5 separate regions of the Homo sapiens genome follow, and all the other regions are linked to region 1. A link is a contact called in ENCODE Hi-C or POLR2A ChIA-PET data. All regions are on one chromosome and are shown on one strand. The core of a region is the stretch at or near the end of the contact, and the rest is flanking DNA. Distances in the headings are between cores, read along the strand shown.

Region 1 (3,350 bases), core at 582-3,081:
CCTTCTAGGTCCACAAAGTCCCACTAACATCAAGCATGATCTCACCCTTAAACAGAGCTACAGAGCCTCCAAACATCTGCATACTCACCAACTAGTAGTACAAGGTAAGTCAGAATTCTTTCAGGCTGAACCAGGATAGCCAAATGAAAAATTAGAGACTTCAAAGTATCTTGTCTCTGCAAGCGACTGCTAAATCCTCAGCCCCAGCCCTAAATGTTCTCCAAAATATGTTTTTGTTTTTGTTTTTTGAGACAGGGTCTCAAACTCCTGGGCTCAAGCGATCCTCCTGCCTCAGCCTCCCTAGAAGCTAGGATTACAGGCGAGCAGCACTGTGCCTGGCCAAAATATATGTTCTAAAAATCGGTAGGAACAGTTCTCTTTGGATAGTCCACTGTCAACTGCAATAACACGAAAGTTGTTTAAAAAAAACCCATGATCTCATTATCTTTCACCAAAAACATTCCTCCTAGTGTAACTGCTCTGTTGACATCCTGTCACCAAATCTTGTGCTTTCTTCCTTCTGGGTGTCTCCCTAATGTCCGTTGCGTCCAGTCATCAAAAAGTTACAGGCTGCATTAGGGGAAGCCGTGAGCCTGGTGTAAGGCAACAGGGATTGGTGGGAACCGATGATCCTCAGCTCCAGCCAACCATTGAGCAGGTGACAAAGTGATGGTGGACCCTCCAATTATCTAAGACAGGCAAGAAATTTAGATTGTTAGGAGAAACTTTCTGATTTTTAAGGCAATATGTGGGCCAAAGAAAACATCTACAGGTCACTCATGGGCAATCCCGAGTGAACCAGGCTCCCTCAGTCTGGTCCAGGCTCCCTCAGTCCCTTCTACACATCACTGTCTGATCAGTTTCCCAAACACAGGGCTCCTGATCACTGCTATCTCGGAAAGCACAACTACTGCTACAAAGTCCTATACTGCCATTCAACCTCCACAGTAATAAAACCAATCCCTACCTTCCTTAACTCCCCTACACAGATCTTTCACTTCACCCAAAGGAGTCCACTCCCCCACCCGTCACCCCCGCCACTGTCCCCGCCAAGATGGCCTCCTTCCTACTCTCCTCCCCTACCCACCAGAGCCCACACGGTGCAGGAAACAACCCATCAACCGGGAGGACGCCCTCCAACACCTGCTGATGACGGACTGGCTCACTGGGTAACACCCCTTTGCTCAAAGCCGATGATTTCATGCCCAAGAAGGGATTTACATCTCCCAGGAGGCAAATGCTATGGCCTTGTCCTGATTCCCCCACCCCCCAAAATAATAACATTGTAAAAGGGAACGGAGAGCCTAAGTTGCGCTCAGAGGAGCCGCCTCCCTAAGAAGGCTCTGCATATCTTCACCTCCAGGAAGGCCTCACGGAGTTGGGGGAGAGGGGAGTCCCCGCAGCCAGCCCAGCGAGGCAGGAGGCCGTGCGCCACTCCCGAGAAGCTCCTTCCTGCGCCCCGGGGGAGCCACTTCAGTCAGACCCTGAGCCGGGACCCCGACCCGCCGACCCCTGACGCGCGCGCCGCGAAGGCCGGGCACCCGAGGGCCCTTCGCGCTACCCGGGCCCGGGGCCGCCGTCGGCTGCGACAAAGGGTCAGAGAACAAGACGACCCCTCTGCGCGCGTCCCCCGCAGGCCTCCCGGATGCGCCGCTGTCCCGGCCGCGCCCACCCCGACGCTGCCGCTACCTTGTCCTCGGGTGGCGCAACCGGCTCATGGGCCACCCTCTGCCTCAGCTCTGTCATCCTGGGAAAATCGGCCCGACGTCGCCGCGAGCTAGCAGCGAAGCCGCCGGAGCAGGCAGCTCGGCGCGGGCACGCGCGGACTCCCACGGCCGGCCCCGCCCCGCCCGGGAGGCGCGCGGCTCTGAGCGGCTCACAGTTCCCTTAGCAGCCCAGCAGCCAGCCCTGGAGCTCGGCCCCACCCAGTGCCGTCACCGCCCTTTCACCCGGGCCGAGCGGGGTCAGCCTTCCCTAGCCCCGACCCGAGAGCTCCCTCTCCCGGGAGCAGGGCTCGGAGCGAGTGCGCACGCGCAGCGCCACCATCACGGTCCGGAATATCCACCAATGGCGCAAATACGCCAGGGAGGCAGGGCGACGGGGGCGGGGCGGGGCGGAGCAGAGTCGAGAGGCGCGCATTGGACGGCAGCGTCAGGGGCGGGAAAAGGCGTGCGTTTCAGTGTGCGATTAGCCAATGGGAGCTCCCGCTTAACCGCGGATGGCCGGAGCTGGCGCCCTGGTTCTGGAGGTAACCGGTTACTGAGGGCGAGAAGCGCCACCCGGAGGCTCTAGCCTGACAAATGCTTGCTGACCTGGGCCAGAGCTCTTCCCTTACGCAAGTAAGTAGACGTTATTTAGGTCGAATGGAAAGGCCAGGTGAGCCGACCTGGTTAAGAGCATTTTATCACTTATCACATGATGAGAAATGAAACCCACGCTTCAGTCTGCTTTGCTTTGCCAAGCGGTCGCTAGTACTTGTTAAGCACTAATTGTATACTAGGCACTGAGCTGAGTAATCGCTTTAGTTGGCTTATCTCGTTTAATCCACACATGGCTTGGAAGTGGGTATGATTTGAATTTTACAGTTAAGATCTTCCTCAGTGGTTTGTTTGTTTGTTCGTTTGTTTGTTTGTTTTGTGACGGAGTCTCGCTCTGTCGCCCAGGCTGGAGTGCAGTGGCATGATCTCGACTCACTGCAACCTCTGCCTCCCGGGCGCAAACAATTCCAAGGTGCGCGCCACCACGCCCGGCTAACTTTTGTATTTTTAGTAGAGACGGGGTTTCACCATATTGGTCAGGCTGGTCTCGAACTCCTGACCTCAGGTGATCCGTCCGCCTCCGCCTTCCAAAGTGCTGGGATTACAGGCGTGAGCCACCGAGCCTGGCCCTTCCTCAGTTTTTCAAATTTGTCTTCTGGACTATGGAAAGACCTTTTTTGGGACAGAAGTGCTGTCTACTTTGTTTACTGTGCATCCTCTATGTCTTTGACACATCCATTGTAAGTACTTGTTGGATGGATTTAAAACTTTTAAAAGGACCTTAGCCAAGGTCTCCCAGCTAGAAAGTGCCTAGTAAGAATTAGAACACAAACAGGTTTGTTACCAGCCCACACTCTAACCACCATACTATACTGCCTGCCTGCATTTATTAATACTTGTGTTGCTCCAGCATTGCCTTTGGTGTTTCCTGTTCTTTCTATTCACTGCCCTGTAAGTGATGTAAAACACATATAACACTGCGTCCCCAACTTAAGCATACTGTAATCTCACAATGAGACACTTGCACACAAAAGAATTGCAATTTCGTTTTTTAAAAAAATATAATTTTACATTTTTCTTCTTTTCAATTTT
Region 2 (3,350 bases), core at 458-2,957, 910 kb before region 1:
GTGGGAGGCATCTACTCTGTCCTCTACTTTTTCACTTTTATGCAAACTCAGGGGAAACTCAGGGGAAAAAATGATTCTATGAAATTATAATTAGAGCCATATTTCTAGATTTTAATTTTCAACATTGGCATTTATTAATTTCCTGCAGCTGCTGTAACAAGTTACCACAAACTGGTAAAAATGGCTTAAAAGAACAGAAATTTATTTTCCTACAGTTCAGGCCGGAAATCCCAAATCAAAGCATCAGTGGGGTTGGTTCCTCTTGGAGGCTCCGAGGGAGTTGTTCCATCTCCTCTCCCAGCTTCGGATGGTTGGCAGCAATCCTCAGTATTCCTTAGCTCGCAGACATCATTCCAATCTATCCCTCCATCATCTCACGGCATTCTCTCTCTGTTCACATTTCCTTTTTTTTTTTTTTTAACAAAAAAACCTAGTTATTGGGGCCCACTGTAATCCAGTATGATCTAATTCTATCTTGACTGCATCTAAAAAGACCCTATTTCCAAATAAGGTCACATGTACAGTACTGGGGGTTTGAACGTGAACGTATCTTTCTTGGGAGATGCGATTCAAGCCACAAGAGCATTTACTTCTACTGTAAGAAGAAAACAAATCGAGTTTAAATCCTATGTATCTTTTGTTTCCAAACCATGCTGCAGAAACTAAAACTGAACTGCACTATATATATTTCTAGGTGTCTGAAGTTTTGAAAGAGCTTCCCAAAACTTTAAGGTAGATCCCTAGTTTCATCATAAATGTAACTAAAAGAATTGGCCTAAATGATTTCAAAGATCTCCACCAGCTCCTGGTTAAAAACTGCAAAGCTATGATGTTGTGGGCTTGTAAAAAAAACAAAATACACACACACACACACACACACACACACACACACACACACACAAACAAAACTGCAAAGCACAGTTGGTGTGCACCTGTAATCCCAGCTACTTGGGAAGCTGAGGTGAAAGGGTCACTTGGGCTCAGGAATGAGGCCCCGACTAAAATTCGCTGCAAAAGCCCAAAATCTAGTTAGCATAAATTCCTCAGACATGTAATTAAATGACACTAATGCTTTAAGCTTACTGTCAAGGTTAAGTCTATTCAGTGAAGACAATGAAATGAATTTTCATCATGTTTTGAGTCTATAAACAAGTACATACTCAGACATGTCTAATACAATTCCAGTGTTTTATAAACTGGCAGAATTGATGTGTTTTATAACAATTCAGTATCCAAAAGCCTGAGGAGACTTGGACCATTTTCCTAAGGGATGAAGCGGGAAACGTTTATTAACCAGAGCCAGATTGAGACCTTAATAATAAAAAGATATGGGTCCAACCCATAGGTCACTCCAAATGGCATCAACACTAAACCATAAATAAGCGTTAACAAAGTGCAAAGTTCTAAATTTTCGCATAGCTACTTCAAGTCCTCTCTTTTTTAAACATTATTCTTATGTGGCTCACCCGTCACTAATGCTCAGTGTGCCTCTTGGGTGGCTCAGCAGTGGGAAGTCCACTTTCAGCCTAACTACTCCTAACAATGAAGCTGTTCTCCAGAGAGCAAGAATAGCCAGCCACATGCCCCCTTCTCTGCTTTTTCATCCCCCTCCATCTGATTCAATGGCGGTGTCCCTGGCTGCAGGCTTCAGTATGCTTCAAGCCAAGCGCAGCTCAGCTGCCAGTCTGAGAACAACCAGGACCAGCAAGCCACAGAGGGACACGCTGGTGCAGAATGCCTGGCCAAGAGGCATGAGTTTTACTTACAGCCTCCCATTCTAATTTAATGCAGCTCAACAGGCTGAGAATGGATAATCTCACTGCAGTATTCCATAATAGGCTTGGATTAAAACCAGGGACAATGGGCAGCAATAGGCCATAGGTTAAGCAGCAGCAACTAGTCACCACTGGACTGTCTTCTTCTCCCCTTCCCCATATCCCACATTCTCCTAAACATGATGTACGTGTAGCAACAGTCTTTTAAAGTCAGATGGTCAGACTAATTATTTTTACAATTTAAGTGTAAGTGATGTACATGAATGGACTCTGTGAATCGGAAAACTTACGTAACAGCAGAGAATACGTATGTTATATGGAACAACCTGAGTTGAAGGTACAATTTTTTTTCCAGCTCTTTTATTCCTTTAACTGCTTAACAAAAGAAAGAGTCTCCAAAGTTTAAAAAACCTTTGAAAAATATACAGCTTGATATTATTTACATAAAATATGAATCCAGGTTCCAATATCAAACAAACATTGCTATGTCAGAAACACAGTGGAAGGCAGGAACGTAACTCACTGCCTTTTAGATGCAAAGACTAATAGACACGTTCTCCTATCTCGACTATCTTTGTTACCTGTTATCCTCAAACATAAATTATTAGGCACCTGAGAGGTTGGAAGACTACCGAAAATGAACTTCATACCTTCTGTATGATTATTATCTTAAAAAGTTACCGCATTTTTAATCTCTTTTATAACTTTACTTCATCTACAACTAACTTCACTTTCATTATCCCAAATGATCAGGTATTAATTACATGAACTGTTAATGTATACACAGACCTAAAAATCAAACAAAAATGTATTGCCCAGTTGTGTAGGATATATATTTGAACCCCATGACATTTCCTAGTGCTTTGTGAGCAATCCAAATTTCACTTAAAAGAGAGGTGTCAATTCTGCCCATGCTCTGGACTATGTTTTTAAAAAACATACAAAAAAGACTGACAATAATTGATCTCTTATAAATTAATCAAGAAACCTAAGATTAAAAATTCTAAATTACAATTTTATTTGTATTTAAAAATACATTGGAAATTCTGCATATTCCCATGATCAACCTTATTTTCAATGCACATTACTTAAATTTTGATGACACAGTTGATTCTGACAAGTCCTTTTTCAAGCTGAACACCAAAATAGGGAAACTCCTGTACATTTCCATGGGCCCTGTTCCCATTGATGTATACTGCTTCCTTACTAACAGTGAGGGATGACTTTCATCAGTCTTTTATCACCTGAACAGTCTTCCGGCCATAATGATAGTAACTATAAGCTGATGCAGCTGTGGTGAAAGCTGTAAAACACCTTTTATGGAAGAAAAGAAATAAAATGTAGTTGTCAAGTCTAAAAAATAGTAGCAACGGGAATCATAATGAATACATGCAATGAATTTAAAATGTAAAAATGAATTTAAAAAGTAAAAAGGGCTCTGTGGTGTAATTTTTCTTAACTACAAGAGTCTAAATACACTGCTTTTCTTTAAGAGTTCATTTTAATTAGTAACGTCAAACAAAATTATTCTAGATAATGAGCCCTACAAATTACTACTACTAGCAACTGTCATTT
Region 3 (3,350 bases), core at 569-3,068, 760 kb before region 1:
CTGGGCAGAAAACTATATGTGCTGATAATGCAGATGGCATTTCTTTGACCCCCTTTTGTTTTGTCTTGTTTTGTTTTGTTTTGAGATGGAGTCTCGCTCTGCTCCCAGGCTGGAGTGCAATGGCGAGATCTCGGCTCACTGCAACCTCTGCCTCCTGGGTTCAAGCGATTCTCCTGCCTCAGCCTCCCGAGTAGCCAGACCAGCCGGGCTAATTTTTGTATTTTTAGTAGAGATGGGGTTTCATCATGTTGGCCAGGCTGGTCGGTCTGGAGTGAGCCACTGCACCCAGCCTGACCCCACTTTTGGAAAAATTTCCAGACGGTGGATAAGCAGCGTCCTGTTAGGAATAGTTTAAGCACGGTATAGCCTGGAGACTGAGAGACTGCCCAGGTGACCTATTAAGGTTCTTTTTGATGTAACCACCTGATCCTGAGATATCACAATTTCTATTAAAGGCTGATACTCAGGGTGAAAAAGAAAAAAAAATGAATGATGAAAACCAGCAAGACATGAGACTCAAAGATATCCCTTCATTAATATAAGATCACATGGGAAACCTCAGATGGTCTTTCTATTCCTTCAGTAAATCTTAGTAGGATATTCGCACACCAGACAAAACTAAGCAAGTGTTTCTGCTTTCCCCACAATCCCAGCCTCTCACAGACATCCCCAAGTTGCCAACTCACAACTAGCTGACCCACAGTTTAAGCAAATTCTATCCATAGTCCCGAAGGAACCCGACCTATGTCCCAGAGAAGAGAAACATTCTATTCTCCCAAGGTCATGGTTCTCTACCAATCCCAGACTCAACACATTTAGCAAATTGTAAACCTCTCCAAATCATTTTTCAGGACCTGCTGAAAGTGCATTGGCTGTGAACTGTGGCATTTCCAAATATCCAGGACATTTGCTGAATAGAAGGAAATGAGAGTTAGTCAATTAGTCAGCATTTATTCAGTTATGCCAGGGCTGTGGTCAGGGTCTGTGGGCTGCTGATGAGTTTTCTGGCAGGGTTGAAAGAAGATTAAACCTGAGTGACTCTGCAACACGGGTAGAGAGTTATTGAGCAGTAAATAGTGAAATAAACCACCTGTACCAATTAGGAATCTGGTGGAGGATGTGCACCTCCTGATTGATTCTGGGAAGAATTTTTTTTTTTTTTTTGAGACGGAGTTTGTTGCCCAGGCTGGAGTGCGATGGTGCGATATTGGCTCACCACAACCTCTGCCTCCCGGGTTCAAGTGATTCTCCTGCCTCAGCCTCCTGAGTAGCTGGGATTACAGGCATGCACCACCAAGCCAGGCTAATTTTGTGTTTTTAGTAGAGACAGGGTTTCTCCATGTTGGTCAGGCTCGTCTTGAACTCCCGACCTCAGGTGATTCGCCTGCCTTGGCCTCCCAAAGTGCTGGGATTACAGGCGTGAGCTACCACGCCCGGATGATTCTGGGAAGATTTATGCTGGGCTTTGAATGAATGATGAACAGGAAGTTTGTCCACAAGTCTGGAGGATGAGAGTGGACACAGTACAGCAGATGTTTTGGGTGCCCTGCCCATGCCCCCTCGGGCCTTAGCATTTTGTGCCACAGCACCTGACTTTCAACTGCCAGCATCTGCCTCTTTGCCCGAGGGCTTTGTCTGGTGGCCAGAGCTTGCTTTGCCCATTCACACAGCAAGCTGGAAGCACTTGGAAATTAGTGCCCTCCCAGTTTCAGCCTTCAATCAAAGATGGATGGGGACTGGTGTTTAAATACCCTAGCTGCCTTACTCCTTTTGCAGGATAACTTTGAAGCTTACAATCTGCACTGGCTCCAGTAGGCTTAAGTTCCAGATGCCCACAGTGGTAACTTGCTTGATAATGTACCTTTTACTGCTTCTTTCCCTCTCCTGTCTCAGTTCCTTGCTTTCCCACTCAAATAAACTACTTGCACTTGAATTTGTGCCGGAGAGTCTATTTCTGGGGGGAGCCTAAGACACACAGGCCGTGAATAGATTCTCTGAAGGTCCTTCTGGCTCCTTATTTTCTATCTTGATATCCATTAAGGCAAACAGAAAGCAGAGAAGGCAGGATCTGCCAAACTTTCTTACCTCAGCCCAGAAAATTCAAGGGCATCTTTTCCTGGCAACGAAGAAACTCTGTGCCTTTGGGAGCAGCTGCCACAGCGTCAGCTCTGGCCTCATGTTACTTAACCACAGACATCAACACCTCCCCTTATGGAATTTGAGAGGCATCAGAAATACACTGAAAGAACAATGGCAGAATCCTGGCTGTCACCTCAACACATCTCTCATGTTCCAGTTCATCTCTGTCCCAGTCTGATACGTGGCAGCATGACATACTTTAAAGTGCACGTCTAATCACTAATGGAACCCTTGGAGAAGAAGTTTCCATGCTCCTGGAAGCTAACTGCACACTAAGCATCTGAGCAAAAGTCAAGTGGACACATTGATCTTTGGTTTTCCCCCAGACATTGGGCCAGAAGGAGGCAATCAGTGAACTAGCGAGACAGAAGAAGAAATTCTTTCCCCTTCAGTGAGGTTAAAGCCTTTGCAAACTCAGCACTTAGAACAGTGCTTTTTGTGGGGGGTGTAACTCATTTGAGGAGTGATAGGAAATGCCTCCATGTTTTGTAGAAATAAAGTAACTGCCAGGCACAGTGGCTCATGCCTCTAATCCTAGAATTTTGGGAGGCCAAGGTAGGAGAATTGCTTGAGCCCAGGAGTTCAAGACCAGGCTGGGCAACATTGCAAGAGCTCGTCTCTACAAGAAATTAAAAAATAAAAAACTAGCCAAGCATAATGGCTCATGCGTGCAGTCCCAGGTACTCAGGAGGCTGAGGCTAGAGGATTGCTTGTTCCCAGGAGGTCAGAGGCTGCAGTGAGACATGATAATGCCACTGCACTCCAGCCTGGGTGACAGAGTGAGACCCTGTCTCAAGAAAAGCAAAACGAAAACAAAACTGTTGGTGATGTCTATATGCTCACAGAAGTCCAAATGGGGAGGTGAAATAGTCATTTGCGGTTGTAGGGGTTACTTAGCATCCTAATGCCCTTCCCTCTGTGATGTGGTCATGAAGGCAGGCAGGATCTACTTCCCACTATAGAAAGGAGCGGAGCCAGATGCCCTTTTGCTGGTCCCTGGCCACTAGAGGACAGTCATATTATCTAGTCTCAGCAAATCAAATGCTCCCACCCAGGATGAAGGGGTGGCCTGCCCCTCCACACCTGTGGGTATATCTTGTCAAGTGGGACGAGAGACTGAGAAAAGAAATAAGACACAAAGTATAGAGAAAGAACAGTGGGCCCAGGGGACCGGCGCTCAGCATACAGAGGACCAGCACCAGCACCGGTCT
Region 4 (3,350 bases), core at 487-2,986, 590 kb before region 1:
GTTAGTTTTATTTTTCCATGTCCTAATTCCTTGAGGTAGTTAAGTTTTTGAGGAATCAAAAGTTATATGTGAGTTTTCAACTGTGTGAGGGGTTGATGTCCCTAGCCCCTGTGTTGTTCAAGGGTCAAGCATAAGGTTATCTGAGATCATAAGGGTGGGGCCCTGATCTGATAGGATTAGTGCCCTTATGAGAAAAGACACTGGACAGCTTGCTCTCTCTTCCCATGTGCATGCACTAAGGCCTTCTCACTAAGACCTCCTCACATGGCCTTTCCTGCAAGCCAGGAAGAAAGCCTTCATCAGAAACCAGATCAGCCAGAATCTTGATCTTGGACTTCTAGAATCAAGAACTGTGAGCAAATAAAATTGTGTTGTTTAAGCCACATAGTGTTTAGTATTTTGTTATGGCAGCCTGAGTAGACTAAGACATGCGTCATCTTTCATTATCACTGGTTGAAGATTTCCCTTGAGGGTGCTGCAGGTGGCTTGAGGTGGGGAGCCTTGTCAGCACATACAGAACCTTCCTCCCTGGCTGCAGGTGAACTGGGAGTGGAGCCAATGGCACATGGAAAGGCCACACTGAGTGTGCTGTCCCATTGTTTCTAATCTTCGACTTACAGATGCTGCCACATTGACTATTCTATCCATGTGCTTGTTTTGCACACGTTGCGCTATAAATTAGGGATAAAGTTGCTCCATCAAACGGTATGGATGCCCAAATTGTTCTCCTAAAGAGATTATGTCCATTTACATTCCACCAACAATATCTGTTTTTCCACGCCCTTTCTGATACAGTTTATCAGTCATTTTGATCTTGCCAGCCTCTTAGGTAGAACAGTGTGTCATTGTGGTTTTCACAGGTAAATGTCTTCTAACTCAGTGTAACAGAGTGTGAGGCAAAGGAGGGGGAAGAAAGCTTCCCTGCTTCTTTGGCAACCTCAGCTCATACATGAATTCTTCACTGAGGACACGGATACACCAGCAACCTCAAAGGTTATAGTGTCTTTGTCCTGGTTAGGGCAGGAAGCAACTCCCCTTCAGTATATTGTCTGACTTCCCTGGTAACCATGGTAACAATGTCAGTGTCAACAAAGTCAGCAGAAGTAGCTTCACAAGCATCAAAGAACTTAGAACAGACTAAAGCCCAGGAAACTACAGTGGGAGTGGGGGCAGGGGTGGTGTAAGGGTACATACTGCATGGTAGTAGCTATGTTTGTGAGCTCACCTAAGTTACTCCTGTTCATTTCCAGAAGAGGTAGATTCAGAGACAGAGAAAAGCCACATGTGCTGTTATAGAGTTCCTGTAATTTTATCTCCGAATTCGTTCTACAGCTATTTTACTAAGCTTCATCATAGACATATATTGCTGTACAAGGGAGAAGGACTCTAATATTCAAGCAGTTGAAAAACATTATTTGCTGTCAACTCCACTATTCCTATAGATGAACTAGAAATGGGATGACTGTGTAGAGCACTCAAGGTCAAAAGGAAGGTTGCAGGGAATTTATGGGAAAATCTGGGAAACACAGATCTAAGGACATGTAGGCAAAGGGCTGTAAATGGATAGGACTGTATAGTGAGAGTTCTGGCCAGGCACAGTGGCTCACACCTGTAATCTCAGTACCTTGGGAGGCTGAGGTGGGAGGATCTCTTGCGGCCAAAGAACTCGAGACCAGCCTGGGCAATATAGTAAGACCCATCTATACAAAAAATAAAAAAGTTAGCTGGGCATGTGGTATGTGCCTGTAGTTCCAGCTACTCAGGAGCTGAGGTGGGAAGATGACTTGAGGCTGGGAAGTTGAGGCTGCAGGGAGCCATAATCACATCACTGCACTCCAACCTCGGGGCAGAGCAAGACCCTGCCTCAAAAAAAAAAAAAAAAAAAAAAAAAAAAAAAAAAAAAGAAAAAGAAAAAGAAAAAAAGAAAGAAAAAGAAATTTCCCGGGTAAAAGTTTAAATGCCTATTCTTTCATTTTTAAAAAACATTTTACTTTTTCTTTTGAGTCTCACTCTGTCACCCAGACTGGAGTGCAGTGGCCTGATCGTGTCTCACTGCAACCTCTGCCTCCTAGGTTCAAATGATTCTTGTGCCTCAGCCTCCCAAGTGGCTGGTATTACAGGTGTGTGCCACCACTCCCGGCTAATTTTGTTGTTGTTGTTGTCATTTCTTGTAGAGATGAGGTTTTGCTATATTGTCCAGGCTGGTGTCAAATTACTGGACTCAAGTGATCCATTCACCTTGGCCTCCCAAAGTGCTGGGATTACAGGCATGAGCCACTGCACCCAGCTGATTGTGTGGTTTAAAAACATAAATTATTTTATCAGACAATAATTCTGAGGGAGACTCCATTCTAGAGGCTGGAAAGTCCAAGATCAAGGTTCTGCTAGGGTTTCTAATGAGGCTGCAAATAGCCACCTTCTCTCTGCATGGCAGAGAGAGAGAAAGTGAGCTTTCTGGTGTCTCTGCTTTAAGTGCATGAATCCTATCAGAACAGGTACCCACCCTTATAACTGAAGTTAATCTTAATTACCTCCTTATATAGGACCTGTCTCCAAACACAGTCATATTGTGGGTTAGGGCTTCAACATATGAATATAGGGGTGCACAATTCAGTCCATAGCAGATGGAATAAACATATTTGATACAACTGAAAGGATAATTCATAAAGTAGAAGATAGGTCAGAAGAAACTATCCAGGATATAGCGCGGAAAGACAAAAAGACATAAAGCACACAAGACTTGAGAGGAGATCTAGAGGATAATGGAAGAAGGTCTAGTATATATTTAACCCGAGTCTTAGAAGAAGAAAAGACAAAGAATGAGGCAGAAGCAACATTTGAAAAAATATATACCTAAGAATTCTTGGAACTAATGAAGGACATCAACCCACAGATTCATGAAGCCTAACAAATCCCAAAGAGTATAAATTTTTTTAAATTAACGCCTAGATATGTTATGAAGACACTTCAGAAACCAAAGAGAACAATTTTAAAGTATTCACAGGAAAAAGAGATTCCTTTCAAAAGACTTATTTACAGGAGCTAGAAGAGAATGGAATTATATCTTCAGTTGGCTGAAAGAAAATAACTGCCAATGTAGAATCCTACTGACGACAAAAGTATCCTTCCAGAACAAAGGCAATTACAAGTACAAGTTGGGGGTAAAAGGCAACATAAAAACATTTTAGACAAACTGAACAAGAAGACTTCAACCACCAGCAAACATGCATTAAAGGAAAATCTAACAGGCATTATTTCGGGAGAATGAAAATGATCCAAAATGAAAATCAGAGGTGCAAGAAGGAATAAAGAGCAAATAATTGCTATATATGTGAGTAATTTTAAATAAG
Region 5 (3,350 bases), core at 242-2,741, 510 kb after region 1:
TAAGCATTTACACAGAACTTGGATCTGACTCAGAAAATTTTAGGACCACCTGGGGCAGATGGAAGAAAGTATTTAATGAGCACCTACTGTGTTCCAGGACCCATGGTAGGTGCATTTCACGGAAATCACATCTGTTACCCTGTGGTCCTGTGGCAGAGACATACAAAGGGGGTCGTTTCAAATGGAAAACATCTAGTTAGTCTGCAATGATCCAAACAAAAATTTTAAAAGAACACGATAGTTCCTTCTCTTAGAAGCCCAAAATCCACTTTCTTGGAGTCTAATGAAATGAGCCCTTTTTTTTTGGAAATGCAGTGACTCCAGGGTCTCCAGGCAGGAATAAATCTTGGCTCTGAGTAGATCTTTCATCCCCTGTAATGAATTCCTCAGGCCCTGCCAGTCCGAGAGCAGCAACGGCTCCCTGAGAGGCCTGTTCTCAGGACAGAGTTTCATTGTATTCAACACTGTGATCTTCCTGCCAAAAATTAATCCCACAAGCCACATCTTGAACAACACCCCCACCCCCACGCAGTCTGAGCCTCCCTCAGACTTTTGAATTTGAAGAAGTTGGAAAGATTTGGAAAGCGGGGGTTACTTTCTTAAGCAGGACAGATGCATTGAGACCACCTTGCCAATCATAAATAGAAGACTGGCTTCAGTTCCTCGGTCATAATTAAGCAAAACCACAATTGTTTCTCAACAAGCCCCTGACTGTTGTGTTCTCTGTCCAGGTGGCCGGATCACAAGACCCCAGGTACTTTTAAGGAAGTGGACTGGTCATGTGTGTGTCCTCTATATCATCCTTTTTGGCTCTCATTGTCGTTGTGTGATTAGTTACGGTATCATGACAAGACCTGGGGAGAGCGAGGTCACCTTCTGAGATAAAACACTCAGCAAGTGCCCCCCAGTGGTGGTGGTGGTGGTGGTTTTTAATTGACAAATAATAGCTGTATATATTTACAGGTTGCACTGTGGCTAGAGGACATTATGCTAAGTGAAATAAGCCTCCGGCAGTTGCTAGAACAGGTGAGGCTCTGCGGGTTCTCAAATAACAGTTACTATTTATATGTCCCTGAAGAGTCTTCCGGATTTGGGAGCTGCGGGTGAACGGTATGAGCAATCGTAAAAAATCTGAGCAGCTGCAACTTCCACCTTGCCTGGGCCTGGCTCCATCCTGCAATATCTCCCTCCCAACCTCTCTCCTTTATCTGTCCCCCATCCCTCCCCATGCCAGAGTTAGGGGCTTTGCATGATACTGTTCTGCCTAGTGCTTGCTTTGCTGTTAAACTTCAGTCAACCTGAATCGCTGAATCCCTGGAGAAATCGAGTGGTTAAAATCTCAACATGGGAATTTTAGGTCCTTGTCAATCACATTCTAATTTTGACCTGGGCAGGTGTGATGCGTGGGTCCTTCTCTCCCTCTGCCCCACCCAGATACATCATCCCAAACTAGCACCAGGCTGACACCCACTCAAATACCTCTAAAGTTACATAATTGTCTAAATATAAAATCCAGACTCTCTGGCCTGGCATTCAAACTTGCCTACTCCCAGCCCTTCCCCAGAAGACACCCTAACGTACCTTCCAATGGTCTTTCCCACTTATTATTTATTTATTTATTTATTTATTTATTTATTTATTTATTTATTTATTTTTGTTAGCCGGAGTCTCGCTCTGTCACCCAGGCTGGAGTACAGTGGCGTGATCTTGGCTCACTGCAACCTCCGCCTCCCGGGTTCAAGTGATTTTCCTGCCTCGGCCTCCGAGTAGCTGGGACTACAGGCACCCGCCACCACGATCGGCTAATTTTTGTATTTTTAAAGAGACGGGGTTTCACCCTGTTGGCCAGGCTGGTCTCGAACTCCTAAACTCCTGACCTCAAGTAATCCACCCACCTCGGCCTCCCAAAGTGCTGGGATTACAGGCATGAGCCACCACGCCTGGCCCCACTTACTCTTTATTTTTGAAAATCACACTGCTTTTTCAAAAGTTACGAGAGACATGTTAGTTGCCAAACCCAAAGCACTAAGTTCTAGCCTCTGTACTGATTGGTGCCAGGCACCTGCTGGCCTCTCCTGCTTTCCTAAACATCTCCCTGCCTTTCCTCCCACTCCACCATGCTCTCCTGGCTCTTTAAAAGCAGCTCCACTCTGTTGCCTTTTCTCTAACCCCTCTTCCTTCTTCTGTTCATTTAACTTGGATTTCATAAGAATCCTAATGACCCTAGCTGCCATTCCCTGGGCTCTGCCCTGGTGCCAGGCATTGAAATCAGGGCTTTACACACACAATCTTATTTAATTCTCATCATTGCCCTGTATGGGAGTTTCTATCATTATGCCCAATTTACAGATTAAGAAATTAAGGCTCAGAGAGATTCAGCAATCTACCCAAGGTCACACAGCTAGTTAGTGACAGAGCGGGGCTCAAACTCAGGTATGACACCATAGCTGTGGTGTTCATTACCACCCTGGAGGCTGTTTGGCCTCCTTTCCTCTCCCCACTCCTCCTGTCCAGTTTCTTCTCCTCTTTTCCTCCCTCTACTCCCCTCCCCTCTTCTCTCCACTTGCAGTCCTCTTCCCTTTGGAAATCTCATGGATCTTGGAGCTTTGCACTGCTGCCTGAATGACCTCCCCTCAAAGCTCAACCTTCAGCCTCCATTTATTGCTTGAGCTCCAAACGCATCCCCATATTTACAGCTTTCTGATGATCACCTCTTCCTTCGTGAGCCTTGTAGGTCCGAAGATAGCCCCTCACCTCCTCTCTCCTGCCTTGCCCCAAGACCCTGCTTTCCTAGCCAGCATCACTCTCCTCCTGCTCACCTAGACTCAAGGCCTCTCTTTCCCTTGGGTCACCTTTCCCTCCCCACCCCCACCCAGTTCACACACCTCACTGGTCCTTCCCTTCCGCCTCTCAGTGGCTCAAATGTCTTTCTTCCCCTCCATCCCACCTCCATTTGGCTATGTCAGGCGTGGGTACCGCTTATTTCCATCACTGCAAGGGCCTTTGGTTTTAGAGCCTGTTTTCCTAACTCACATAGCGATGTCAAGTAACTTTCCATGAGCTGGAGCTCAGATTGAATTCATAAAAGCTAACTCTTACCTAACATGAAATGGCAGGCCCTATTGCAAGGGCCTTACCCACTCAGTCCTCACAACAACCCTAGGAGGTAGGTACTGTTGTTATCCCCATTTTGCAGGTGGGAAACTGAGGCTCAGAGAGGCATGGTCACTTGTCCTAGATTCCACAGCTAATAGGTGGCAGTTCTGGTATCTGAATCCAGGCAGCCCAACACCAAAATGCCTGCACATAACCACTACTCCCAACTGGCTCATGTCACACCCCTGCTCAAA

What was found. A loop is a pair of places that touch in the nucleus more often than their neighbours do. ChIA-PET counts read pairs that join two places held with the same protein, here RNA polymerase II (POLR2A). Pooled maps may share reads with other maps.
Region 2: a loop to region 1 is called in a pooled map of gastrocnemius medialis, with 2.8 times the contacts of the local background. The contact joins the enhancer-like site here to the promoter of CDS2 in region 1. A Hi-C loop is called at or near these places in 1 of 50 pooled maps. POLR2A ChIA-PET finds 5 or more read pairs at or near these places in 3 of 52 experiments (AG04450, CD4-positive, alpha-beta T cell and GM12878).
Region 3: a loop to region 1 is called in a map of gastrocnemius medialis, with 4 times the contacts of the local background. The contact joins the enhancer-like site here to the promoter of CDS2 in region 1. A Hi-C loop is called at or near these places in 1 of 168 maps with a recorded cell type or tissue (gastrocnemius medialis). POLR2A ChIA-PET finds 5 or more read pairs at or near these places in 1 of 52 experiments (Caco-2).
Region 4: a loop to region 1 is called in a map of naive thymus-derived CD4-positive, alpha-beta T cell, with 4 times the contacts of the local background. The contact joins the enhancer-like site here to the promoter of CDS2 in region 1. A Hi-C loop is called at or near these places in 1 of 168 maps with a recorded cell type or tissue (naive thymus-derived CD4-positive, alpha-beta T cell) and 6 of 50 pooled maps. POLR2A ChIA-PET finds 5 or more read pairs at or near these places in 1 of 52 experiments (activated CD4-positive, alpha-beta T cell).
Region 5: a pooled map shows a loop between it and region 1 (2.8-fold over the local background). The contact joins the enhancer-like site here to the promoter of CDS2 in region 1. A Hi-C loop is called at or near these places in 3 of 168 maps with a recorded cell type or tissue (dorsolateral prefrontal cortex, heart left ventricle and sigmoid colon) and 8 of 50 pooled maps. POLR2A ChIA-PET finds 5 or more read pairs at or near these places in 2 of 52 experiments (PC-9 and WTC11).

What each region holds. Positions count from the first base shown.
Region 1 is chr20:5,125,489-5,128,838 of GRCh38, reverse strand. CDS2 (CDP-diacylglycerol synthase 2) reads right to left here and starts at 1,831. Exons shown (of 13, transcript NM_003818.4): 1 at 1,690-1,831. The coding sequence starts at 1,746. It also overlaps a transcript of PCNA not described here. RefSeq lists enhancers at 993-1,082, 1,659-2,160 and a silencer at 1,423-2,342.
Region 2 is chr20:6,036,813-6,040,162 of GRCh38, reverse strand. It overlaps CRLS1 (cardiolipin synthase 1), which reads right to left. Exons shown (of 7, transcript NM_019095.6): 7 at 110-3,089. The coding sequence ends at 3,005. Among named protein-coding and RNA genes, the nearest start is that of LRRN4, 16 kb to the left of the region's middle. Within about 2 kb of position 1,707, at least 3 of the 41 ENCODE cell types and tissues checked have a DNase peak (open chromatin) inside an H3K27ac peak, as active enhancers do.
Region 3 is chr20:5,885,844-5,889,193 of GRCh38, reverse strand. No RefSeq gene overlaps it. Among named protein-coding and RNA genes, the nearest start is that of CHGB, 24 kb to the left of the region's middle. Within about 2 kb of position 1,818, at least 5 of the 41 ENCODE cell types and tissues checked have a DNase peak (open chromatin) inside an H3K27ac peak, as active enhancers do; they include gastrocnemius medialis, where a contact is called at or near this core.
Region 4 is chr20:5,712,462-5,715,811 of GRCh38, reverse strand. No RefSeq gene overlaps it. Among named protein-coding and RNA genes, the nearest start is that of SHLD1, 36 kb to the left of the region's middle. RefSeq lists a silencer at 935-1,229. Within about 2 kb of position 1,736, at least 5 of the 41 ENCODE cell types and tissues checked have a DNase peak (open chromatin) inside an H3K27ac peak, as active enhancers do.
Region 5 is chr20:4,611,557-4,614,906 of GRCh38, reverse strand. No RefSeq gene overlaps it. Among named protein-coding and RNA genes, the nearest start is that of PRNP, 73 kb to the left of the region's middle. Within about 2 kb of position 1,491, at least 11 of the 41 ENCODE cell types and tissues checked have a DNase peak (open chromatin) inside an H3K27ac peak, as active enhancers do; they include dorsolateral prefrontal cortex and heart left ventricle, where a contact is called at or near this core.